Regions from separate parts of the Mus musculus genome. Here region 1 is linked to region 2. The links are chromatin contacts, found by Hi-C or POLR2A ChIA-PET in ENCODE. All regions are on one chromosome and are shown on one strand. The core of a region is the stretch at or near the end of the contact, and the rest is flanking DNA. Distances in the headings are between cores, read along the strand shown. Region 1 holds the start of Preb (prolactin regulatory element binding). Region 2 holds the start of Ost4 (oligosaccharyltransferase complex subunit 4 (non-catalytic)).

What was found. A loop is a pair of places that touch in the nucleus more often than their neighbours do. ChIA-PET counts read pairs that join two places held with the same protein, here RNA polymerase II (POLR2A).
Region 1: POLR2A ChIA-PET joins it to region 2 with 18 read pairs in Patski. The contact joins the promoter of Preb here to the promoter of Ost4 in region 2. A Hi-C loop is called at or near these places in 1 of 37 maps with a recorded cell type or tissue (heart). POLR2A ChIA-PET finds 5 or more read pairs at or near these places in 4 of 5 experiments (Patski and embryonic stem cell).

The regions. Positions count from the first base shown.
Region 1 is chr5:30,956,438-30,962,047 of GRCm38, reverse strand. It overlaps Preb (prolactin regulatory element binding), which reads left to right and starts at 1,721. Exons shown (of 9, transcript NM_016703.3): 1 at 1,721-2,077; 2 at 2,636-2,825; 3 at 3,112-3,332; 4 at 3,497-3,577; 5 at 3,691-3,815; 6 at 3,987-4,160. The coding sequence starts at 1,943.
Region 2 is chr5:30,904,909-30,910,092 of GRCm38, reverse strand. It overlaps Ost4 (oligosaccharyltransferase complex subunit 4 (non-catalytic)), which reads left to right and starts at 2,305. Exons shown (of 3, transcript NM_024460.4): 1 at 2,305-2,428; 2 at 2,557-2,694; 3 at 3,327-3,577. The coding sequence starts at 2,558. The coding sequence ends at 2,671. It overlaps Agbl5 (ATP/GTP binding protein-like 5), which reads right to left. Exons shown (of 16, transcript NM_001374737.1): 14 at 4,938-4,984; 15 at 4,332-4,462; 16 at 3,429-3,977. The coding sequence ends at 4,414.

The DNA.
Region 1 (5,610 bases), core at 472-2,971, 53 kb before region 2:
ACAGAGCATGAACGCCGCTCCCCACCCCCACCCCCCCACCCCCCCGACAAAAACAAAAGGGAAGGAAAGGCATCAGGATCAAACTTTCTTAGCCAACCCCAGTTAGAGTGTTTGTCCATCCCCTCAACAACCATTTGCAGTAGAATGTTCACAAGAAATAGCACATGATGTTCTTGCCTAGACTTGGAGGAATTTGGGTGGGAAGAGTATGTGGTAGATAATATCTACAACAGGAAATGACCATCAAACCAAAACAACTGCATTAGAGCCTGGCTGCCAGGTGCTTAGCGACCTTCCTTTCACTTGCTCAACAGTGTTTTACAAACAGGAACTGACATAAAATAAGAGAAGCGGCCAGTGTGAACTGGAGTTTGCCTAGTCATTTTTCATTCACACAGTGAGAAGTTCTGCTTCTTAGGACATCTCTGAAACCAAATATGGAGTGTTTTCAGACACATCTCCAATTCTAAGACACCAACTAGGTATCTGTCCAACAATGGAACGAAATTTCTAACACCACCCACCCACAGGTGTTCACACTGGATAGATCCCATAAATCAAAGGGACTGATCCTAAAGGATCGTTTCCAGTGTCTCCAGCTTTGAGTCCTGACCATCTATCTGTACTTCTAAATAACAGGCTGGGAAGCAGAAGTCCCTGTGACTTCCTCTGTCAGTCTGGTAAGTTGTCAGAACAGCACACAGAGCTCACTTCCATCTTCCTTAGGATTTCTCTTCTAGCATAAAGAATAGAACTCAGAATTAGCAGAAGGGAAGAGATGTGTAGGGCAAGGTACATGGAGGATAAAGGGTGAAGAATGCAGTACTTCCTTGCCCTCTCTGGGCACACCATCCATCCATCCAGCACCTACATGAGACCACCAACCCAGGAGCTCATTGATCCCTATTGTCTAGGGTTGTTTTAAAAACAAATATTTCATCATATGGGCACATACTGGCCACTGGTGACTGAATTCAGTGTCAAGTTCCTCTCTCCTCCCTGAAGGCTAGTAAATGGGCCTAAAATTGGCTTCTTCTAATCACGTGGTTTGTTCAGCTGCATATGGGTCCAAAAGACACCATGGTAGTATAAATTCATGTATGGTTGACTGGGGCTCATTATGAATCGCAAAAGACATCAAATACTAAAATATAAACCATATTCAAATAATGGTCCTTACATCTCTATAATGTGAACATGTTCCAAAAACACTTAAATAGTAGGGTAACCAAATAGCCCGGTTTATCTGGGATTTTGTGGGTTTTTGTGCCTAGTCTCAAGTCTTGCCAGTCCCATGAGTTCGATGTTCCAGAAGTGGATGTCAAGCCATAAGAAAGAGTCCAATCAACCGCGGAGGATGCTCTCAAAGTGGGGACTGATTTCTTCATATTAGGATATTAGGAAGCAGTGAATCTGTTTTGGAGTGTCTGTCCTCCACACAACCCGGGAGAACCCATTTCCTCCCTGGAGTAACACACAAAGGCCCGGCTTGTACGAGTCTGCTGTGTATCTCTCCTGAAGTGGGGACTGTCCCAGTCCGAGAACTTTTTAATTCGATTTACTGATCTTCAGTAATCTCTTCTAGCCCCACCTCCCACGCCCCACACAAAGATGGCAGCTTCATCGTCATTCGGGGCTAGGACCCGGATCCGACGCCAGGGTTCCGTGACAGCGCGTCCCGCTAGTGCTGACGCGGATTGGCGTCTTGCGCTTGCGCAGAGAGAGCCCAGGAGCTCGGCGCGTGCGCACTGAACGCCTGCAAGACCCAGTCGGCCGCGCGGGCGCAGATCGGCTGCTTGCGGTGGTTTGAGTGGTGGCAAGTCCAGTGCTGAGAGGGGTCGGCAGTCTTCCGGAAAACTCTAGCGCCAAGTTCCTGAGCTTTCGGAGGCGAGGCGCGGCATGTCGTGGGTTCCGCGGGGTTGGCGGTGAACGTGCGGGCGGGATGGGTCGGCGCCGGGGTGTGGAGCTGTACCGGGCCCCGTTCCCGTTGTACGCGCTTCGGATAGACCCCAAGACTGGGCTGCTCATCGCTGCGGGCGGAGGAGGAGCTGCCAAGACCGGCATAAAGAATGGCGTGGTGAGAACGCAGGGCCACTGAGAACAGGTTATACCGTGGCCCAGGGAGATTCCAGGGTGGCCGGGGGATGCAGAGGTGAGCAGTACCCCTGATTTAGTCCCTACCCATTTCTAGCGGGAGCACCCAGGATTGCCGTTCGGGTGCTGGTTTCACCTGAGCAGAGTGGTTGAGACAGCCAAAATTAGACTGAAAGCTGTGCAGGTCTGCGAATCCAGGACTGTCCACGCCGGATTACGAGAGCTGGTCCAGGGCTCATACGCTGGCCTTTTCCAGGAAGGCACATTGTCTTGTCCATCTTCAAGCAGCTGGAGACGGAATTCTTTTCTTTCTGTAAACTGGACCTAGTAATCTAAACCCTGCTTGCTGTATGAATTAAGAAGCTCCAGTAAGAGAATACAGCTCTAAGCAACAGCAACAACAACCAAAGAAACAAAAAAACAAAAAAAAACAAAAAATAAGAGCTGGAGGTGCGGGAAGCAAAAGTACAACTGAGAGAGACTAGGATTTAATGTGACTTCCGGGCTGGCCTGACCTTTGCCCACTTTGGTTCCCTCACAGCATTTTCTGCAGCTAGAGCTGATCAACGGGTGCCTGAGCGCTTCCTTGCTGCACTCTCATGACACGGAGACACGGGCCACCATGAATTTGGCGCTTGCTGGTGACATTCTTGCTGCCGGACAGGATGCCCAGTGTCAGCTTCTTCGTTTCCAGGTCCATCAACAGAAGGGCAGTAAAGCGGAGAAGTCAGGTGAAGAGCTTTGGAAAAAGTCGCTCTAATTCTTGGTCTCCAAAAACGAGAGATTAGGTGTGGGGCAGTGGTCACATTGAAGTCTGTACTTGGGTCACTAGAGGACTGGTGTTAGTTAATACAGATGCTCAGGTCCATCTGAGGGAGGTGGTGCACAGCTGTAGTCTCAGAGCTTAGGAGTGGAGGCAAGAGGATATTTAAGGCTAGCCTGGGGTGCCTAGCAAATCCCTGTCTTAAAAAACAACAACAAAGGAATCTGGTTCCTGGCAAATTGTTTGTGTTGCAGGTTCCAAGGAGCAGGGACCTCGACAGAGAAAGGGGGCTCCTCCAGCAGAGAAGAAATCGGGAGCACAAGTTCACCCCGAAGGGGTTGAACTCAAAGTAAAGAATTTGGAGGCAGTACAGACAGACTTCAGCAATGAACCGCTGCAGAAAGTTGTGTGCTTCAACCATGATAACACCCTGCTTGCCACTGGAGGAACTGATGGTCATGTTCGTGTCTGGAAGGTGTGGTTTTAGGGGCTTGGGGGGGTGGGTGAGTGTTAGTTGCAATAACACCAAAATTGTGAGAATCTGAATATGCATTCTGTGAAACTTGAGTGGCCATTGGGGTAAGAGGGATGGGGATTTCAGCGTTCTCGCTGTCTGGTCTGTAACTGTCTTGGCTGTAGGTACCTAGCCTGGAGAAAGTTCTGGAGTTCAAAGCCCATGAAGGGGAGATTGGAGATTTGACTTTGGGTCCTGATGGCAAGGTAAGGAGGTGGAGATGTGGGATGCTGGTGCAGAAAGGCAGAGCCTATTGTGTGCCTTGCACAGTACATAGATGTCCTAACTGTCCATCTTTGGGATCTTTACTCCTCCCCAGCTGGTTACAGTGGGCTGGGACTTTAAGGCCTCTGTGTGGCAGAAGGATCAACTGGTGACACAGCTACAGTGGCAAGAGAATGGACCAGCCTCTTCTAATACACCATACCGCTACCAGGCCTGCAGGTGTGCAGGTCACAGGGTGGCTGGCAGGCACACCTCAGCTGGGAAATGGGAAAAGACAGAAGGAGCTGGCCATGGCTGGAGCCTTGTTGGAGGTTGTTCCAGGTGTGACCAGGGTGCAGGGCACAAACATGAGGGCTGACAGGAACTGAAAGCCTTTTGCCTGGCCTCCAGGTTTGGGCAGGTTCCAGATCAGCTCGGTGGGCTGCGACTCTTCACAGTGCAGATACCCCACAAGCGCCTACGTCAGCCCCCACCCTGCTACCTCACAGCCTGGGACAGTTCCACCTTCTTGCCTCTTCGGACCAGATCCTGTGGCCATGAGGTCATTTCCTGCCTCAGTGTCAGGTGTGAAGTCCTACTGCTTGATTGGATGGTGGGCGCTTGAGGGAGCTGGGGAATGAGTCCTGACTCAGTCTCTGGAGGACCACTGTTGTGGGGAGGGAGTTTGCACAAGCTTCAGAGCAATGAGCCCTCTGTTGTGTGTTACAGTGAACCCTCTGTTGTTGTATGTATGTTACAGTGAATCCTCTGTTGTATGTTACAGTGAATCCTCTGTTGTATGTATGTTACATTGAATCCTCTGTTGTGTGTTACAGTGAATCCTCTGTTGTGTTACAGAGAATCCTCTGTTGTCTGTTAGTGAATCCTCTGTTGTGTGTTACAGTGAATCTTCTGTTGTGTGTTACAGTGAATCCTCTGTTGTATGTGTGTTACAGTGAATCCTCTGTTGTATGTATGTTACAGTGAATCTTCTGTTGTATGTTACAGTGAATCTTCTGTTGTATGTTACAGTGAAACCTCTGTTGTATGTATGTTACAGTGAATCCTCTGTTTTATGTATGTTACAGTGAACCCTCTGTTGTATGTTACAGTGAATCCTCTGTTGTATGTATGTTACAGTGAATCCTCTGTTGTGTGTTACAGTGAATCCTCTGTTGTATGTTACAGTGAAACCTCTGTTGTATGTATGTTACAGTGAATCCTCTGTTGTATGTTACAGTGAATCCTCTGTTGTATGTATGTTACAGTGAATCCTCTGTTGTGTTACAGTGAATCCTCTGTTGTATGTATGTTACAGTGAATCCTCTGTTGTGTGTTACAGTGAATCCTCTGTTGTATGTTACAGTGAAACCTCTGTTGTATGTATGTTACAGTGAATCCTCTGTTGTATGTTACAGTGAATCCTCTGTTGTATGTTACAGTGAATCCTCTGTTGTATGTATGTTACAGTGAATCCTCTGTTGTGTGTTACAGTGAATCCTCTGTTGTATGTTACAGTGAAACCTCTGTTGTATGTATGTTACAGTGAATCCTCTGTTGTATGTTACAGTGAATCCTCTGTTGTATGTATGTTACAGTGAATCCTCTCTTGTGTGTTACAGTGAATCCTCTGTTGTGGGTTACAGTGAATCCTCTGTTGTATGTTACAGTGAATCCTCTGTTGTGTGTTACAGTGAATCCTCTGTTGTGTGTTACAGTGAATCCTCTGTTGTATGTTACAGTGAATCCTCTGTTGTGTGTTACAGTGAATCCTCTGTTGTATGTTACAGTGAATCCTCTGTTGTGTGTTACAGTGAACCCTCTGTTGTATGTTACAGTGAATCCTCTGTTGTATGTATGTTACAGTGAATCCTCTGTTGTGTGTTACAGTGAACCCTCTGTTGTATGTTACAGTGAATCCTCTGTTGTATGTATGTTACAGTGAATCCTCTGTTGTGTGTTACAGTGAATCCTCTGTTGTATGTTACAGTGAATCCTCTGTTGTGTGTTACAGTGAATCCTCTGTTGTGTGTTA
Region 2 (5,184 bases), core at 1,056-3,555:
TTGCCAACCCATTTGTGAGAAATCTCAAGCCACACTCCATGGCTGCCAAATGCAAGCACTTTGTTTTTTGTTTGTTTGTTTGTTTGTTTGTTTGTTTTGCCTTCGAGGCCGCTCTCCAGGTAGAATACGTTAGGAGCTGACTACCCTGCGACTCAGGACTAGTTTCCCTCCTTCCCCAAGGTTATGGCTTTCTCCATCCTAAACCGCAGACTCTGTAGTTGCTCATACGGGTAATCCCAGCACTGGGGAGGCAAAGGCAGGAGAATCCTGAGTTTGAAGCCAGCCTGGGCTACATTATGAAATCTTATTTAAATTGCAACTTTAAAAAAATCATCATATTAACTAGGGATTAAGTTCCACAAGTGTCTTCCCACCACCTTCCCCAAGTCCTGGCAGCATGAGGTTCTTCCGGTCTCTCTTCCCACATACTTTTCCATCCAGGATTTTTATCAAGCGTTGCCATTTCTTAGCTGAGTCTAGTTTGGTCCTGAGACTAGTTTTTATTTCAGTGCTTTCAGGCGCTAGGCCAGATGACCCACGGAAAGCTGATAAAGACTCATTGACCTAGGCACAGGAAGGGAAAGGGAGGCAAAGGTCATTTCTGGGTAGTTCTAAAATAAATCTTTTCCCGTTTGTCCCCGACCTTTGGACAACCTCCTGAGTCGAACTACTGTGTTTGTGGGGGAGGGGGGACGTCAGAAGAACTGTCTTTAGCCAGCTGCAGGGCCTCAGTTAGATTACCTTCTGGACCTATTTCCTTCTTTACCAATAAGGAAATAAAATAACAGTAACAAGTCGTGGAAGCGCCTCTCAGTTGTGCTGTCTAGGATGCTATGCACCCTGCTCTGGCTCTTTGAAGGCTGAAGCTGGCTTCTCGGGCCACGGGCAGCCTAGAGGTACTGCTTCTTTTAAAACCATAGACTAATTCTGATTCAATTGCATACCTAAGTGGTTGGACTTGGATCTGCTCCAATTTTCCAGGAGACACGAAGCATAATAATGTGTAATCCTAAAATCTAGACATCACTCTCTCAGGACAGAGCTGAGGACACACAAACTCATAGAGGAATGCCTGGGGAGAGCACGTCTGAGGCTTTAACCATGTTGTGTGGAGGGCACGTAGGCCCGGGATTTCTAAATATGAAACTTCTGGGAAACAGTAGGTGGTGGCTGGACATGGTGGGAGGAGGTAGGCAGCTGTAAACTAACTACTGAAGGCAAGTATTGAGCTTATGAGCAAACTGGACACAAACCACTGATAGTCTGAGACCAGAGAAACCAACATTGGAATAGTGCAAGCCAGCTCACTGTGCACACAGGAGGCAATCTGGTCCCCTGTCCCAGCTGCTCCAGCCCTATAGCAGCTCCTGTAGAGTTTTCTTTGGCTCAGAGAAGCAGAGGCCTCCCCTGAGCCCAGGCCCCCCCTTTACCGCAGGGCAACTGGCTTCCATTACCCCTGACAGCTCCAGAGCAACAGTCCAGCCCCTGGCCCTGTCTGGCTCTACATCGTTCCCTTTTATGGCGAAGCTAAGGAGAAAGCAAAAAGGGGGAAACCTACTTCTCGCTGGATAGAGGGCTGAAGAGATTCAGGGTGCTGCTCCCCTCACCAATGACCCTCGGATGTCTGAATGTCTATTGCAGCCAACTCTCTTCCTCACCACAAACCTACGACCCCTCTTGGCTTGTCCCAGCCCTTCCTTTCCTACCCCCTCATTCACACCCGTGGGGTGATTTCCCACTTGGCCGAGGCCCCACGTTTGGTTTTTGATTATCAGAGAGTCCACCCTAATTCTGACGCCCACCCCACACTGGCCTGAAACTGGCACTGATCAAATAAGTTGTCATGGTCCGCCTCTTTGGTAGGATTGTGGTTTCAGAAAGACTACCACCCGTGAGGGCACTAGCCTCCTCAATCCTGTCCCTATTCTGCATCACCTTCCATTCCATCCCCACGCCAGCGAGCCTGGGAGGGGACCGGGAGGGCAGGACCCTAAGGAAGCACCTGGCTGGGTCGAGCAGGGAAGCGAAGGGTGGGCAGGAAAGTGGGTCGGAGCCTAGAGGTCAGGCCCAGCCTCCCGCCTGCTGCACCCTCGCCTAAACCCACTCCTGGGCTCCAGGGAGGCTGTCACCACAGCGTCTGAAGCTAACCGCGGATTCCGCCGCGCCAGCTGCAGCCAGCTGCGACCCGGGCGGGATTCCCGCCCCTGCCGAGCGGACCACGCCCCGTTCCGCCCTCGCCGCAGGACGGCCATTCTAGGCTCCGCCTAAGACCGGCTCTTTTGCGCGCGCCGCCGGAGCAGACGAGACGGCAGGGTAGAGAAGCCGGAAGTGCCGCGTTGTTCCCCAGCTAGCACTACGAAGTTCCGGCTCAGGTCGCCTACCTCGAGTTTGTGCGTCTGTAGTGTCGGAGTCGGCTGAAGCTGGTCAGGTGAGGGGCTCGCAGGCGCCGTTTCATAGGCGAGCCCGGCGGAGGCTGGATCGTGGTGGCGAGGATCTGGCTTAGTGAGAGAGCAAGGAGTGCGTGAATCGAGGCTCAGTCCTTCCCCTTGTCCACAGGATGATCACGGACGTGCAGCTCGCCATCTTCGCCAACATGCTGGGCGTGTCGCTTTTCTTGCTTGTGGTCCTCTATCACTACGTGGCAGTAAACAACCCCAAGAAGCAGGAATGAAAGTGGCGCTTTCTCCGCCCCAGGTAACGGTCGGGGCAGTAGCGCTCAGACTCTGGACAGCTGAGTGGTGAGGCCGATCCAGGGCCTACACTCTTAGGGAACTTCAAGTCAGAAAGTGTCGAGCCAAGCCTGATAGCCCAGAACCGAGCTCCTTCGTTCGCATTGTGTACAGTGCCTTGATGTATTCTGCTTCAGTCCCCCTAAACGGCTTACTCTTTGAATGAAGATGGGTTTTCGGAGCCATCCTCATTCCCCATTTTGAGGTTTCCAGGAGATAGAGGCCAAAGTTATAGGGTATGGTTACACGGAGGCGCTGACCAGTACAAATAAAGGCAGTAACTGCCAATATAGGGGGATCAAGCCCTTAACAGTCCCACTTTCCCACGGAACCTGAGGCGTTAAGTAATTTGGGGGAGGGGCGTGGTAGTGAAAGATGGAGACTTATTTCCATGTTCTGAAGCCAAAGACGTTTTATGGGTTGACTACAAATAGAAAGCATGGAGAAAAAAGGGAGGGAGCATAGTCTGGAAACCAAGTGTGCTTAAATAATATAAAGGGAATGGGTTAGATGGGGGCTGGCTCCTTAAGGACCTCCCCAGCCCTGCAAGGAAGCTGCAGCATTTTCCTTACTTCGGGTCTTTCCCCTTTTTTCTAGGGTTCCAGGACATAGTCTGAGGCAAGATGGAGGGTGTGAGGGCCTTCACACTTCACTTCATCTCTCCTACCCATCACAGCATACAAAGCAACTACACCTGGATTTTTCCAAACAACTTTTATTTCCTCAAAGTCTTCCTTAACCCTATGGAGCAAGAAGCTGCCACTGAATAGGGCCCAGTATAGGGGCTGCTTTCTTTTCTACTCCCTCCCCCCAATACAAAAATATAGATATATATATATAGATATATATTTTTTTGTGGTCCCAAAATCTTGTGCTGTGGGGGAGTGGGAGGGAGCAGGTCCCTGTTTTGTTCTGTCTTAAGGTGATGTTCTGCAAGGCCTTGGACAGTGTGGCCGACATTCCAAGGAGCTATGGTTGTCACATGGTACCAGCAGCTGGAAGACGGGACTAACGTATCATTTCACTGTGTTCCCTCACCTTAGGGCTACATCCTGGACATGGAGGTAAAGGCATTATCAGACCCTGGGAGAAATAGTGAGTGGTGGTGATTTAGGGACAAAACAAACCTCACATTGGTTCAAGAGCCCCCTGCTGTAACAAATCCGGGATGGGGAGTCAGATAGAGTACAGGAAATAGGAGAAAAGGCGGGGGCAGAGCGAGGCCGTGGGGGGCCGGCCTGAGGCAGCCTGCAACAGAGAAGAGACAGGAAATCAGGGTTGTGGAAACAACCCCCTTTTTCTGGTCTGTTAGCCAGGGGCTGGGAAATGAAAAGGGCAGTGTGAAGCTGGGTAGGGAGAGGCAGGTTCATCATTGCCAGTCACTAGAGTCAGCTAGCCAGTGTCTCGAGACTAATTAGAAGTTATGCTTTGAAGTGAAAACTGAGTCCATGGTACAATAAAAATCAGGGACTAGATTCTTAATGAAAGTGCATTTAGTCTTTGGGATCAATGAAAAGGGAGAAGATTATCCTGAATGCTGAAATGGGGGGGAGGAATAGTAGAAATGAGAGGTGGAATGAAGGCCTGGACTCCGGTGCTCACCCTGGTGTAGCAGAGTGGGGTCCCGGCTCCAGCTCACTGCTCTCTCTGGTCTGGGGGATGGGGGATGTGGGGCTTGAACCTCTCATCCCTCTGCGAGTCGGCGGTGAGCTCCGGCCCAACCTGGGCCTAGCCTGTGTAGACAGGGGTAGACTAAGAGGTTGGCTTCTTCCACGAGGCTTTTCTGCTTTTAGAGTTTCCAGGCTTAAGAATCTGGTACAGAAGTCAGCAGTGGTGCTGGGACCCTGAATTCCTGAGCATTGCTCCTAACTGAGATGATGAGACAGGGTGGCAGCTATAGCTCCAGATTCAATTTATGACAGCATAGCGGGTCTTACTTATCTAAGGGTGGCAAAAGAACCCAGCGTTTCACTTCCATGGGTATCCCATGGCTAAGAGATGGCTGGGTAGAGAAGCACTATGAAGAAAAATGGGAGTGGACTGGTGGATAGCCCTCAGCTTTCTCAGCCTCCGCCCCTGCCAGAGCAGCTTAAGCTTCATCCGTCCAGTCAGCTTCTGCCTCTAGCTACAGTCAAACTAGGAAGGGAAGCTTGTCTGAGTTGGAGGTGATGGTAGGGTGTTATTAGGAGCAGTAACCAGATGTGTTACCTGGGGAATCCGGGACCCCTCCTGGCGGAAACTCTCCTCTGGCAGGTCTGGTCAGAAAGAGAGGAGAAGCTAAGGACGGGTAGGAAAGCCAAAGCTAGTAGGCTGTGGTTGGGGTGCATCTGGCAGGGACAATGGAGTCTGAAGCAAGCAAAAAACCTAGCTGATTACCACTGGGAAGGTTAACACACAGATATCACAGCAACTCTTGACAGACTGGATATAAAAGGCTGTAAATCAGGAAGGAGCA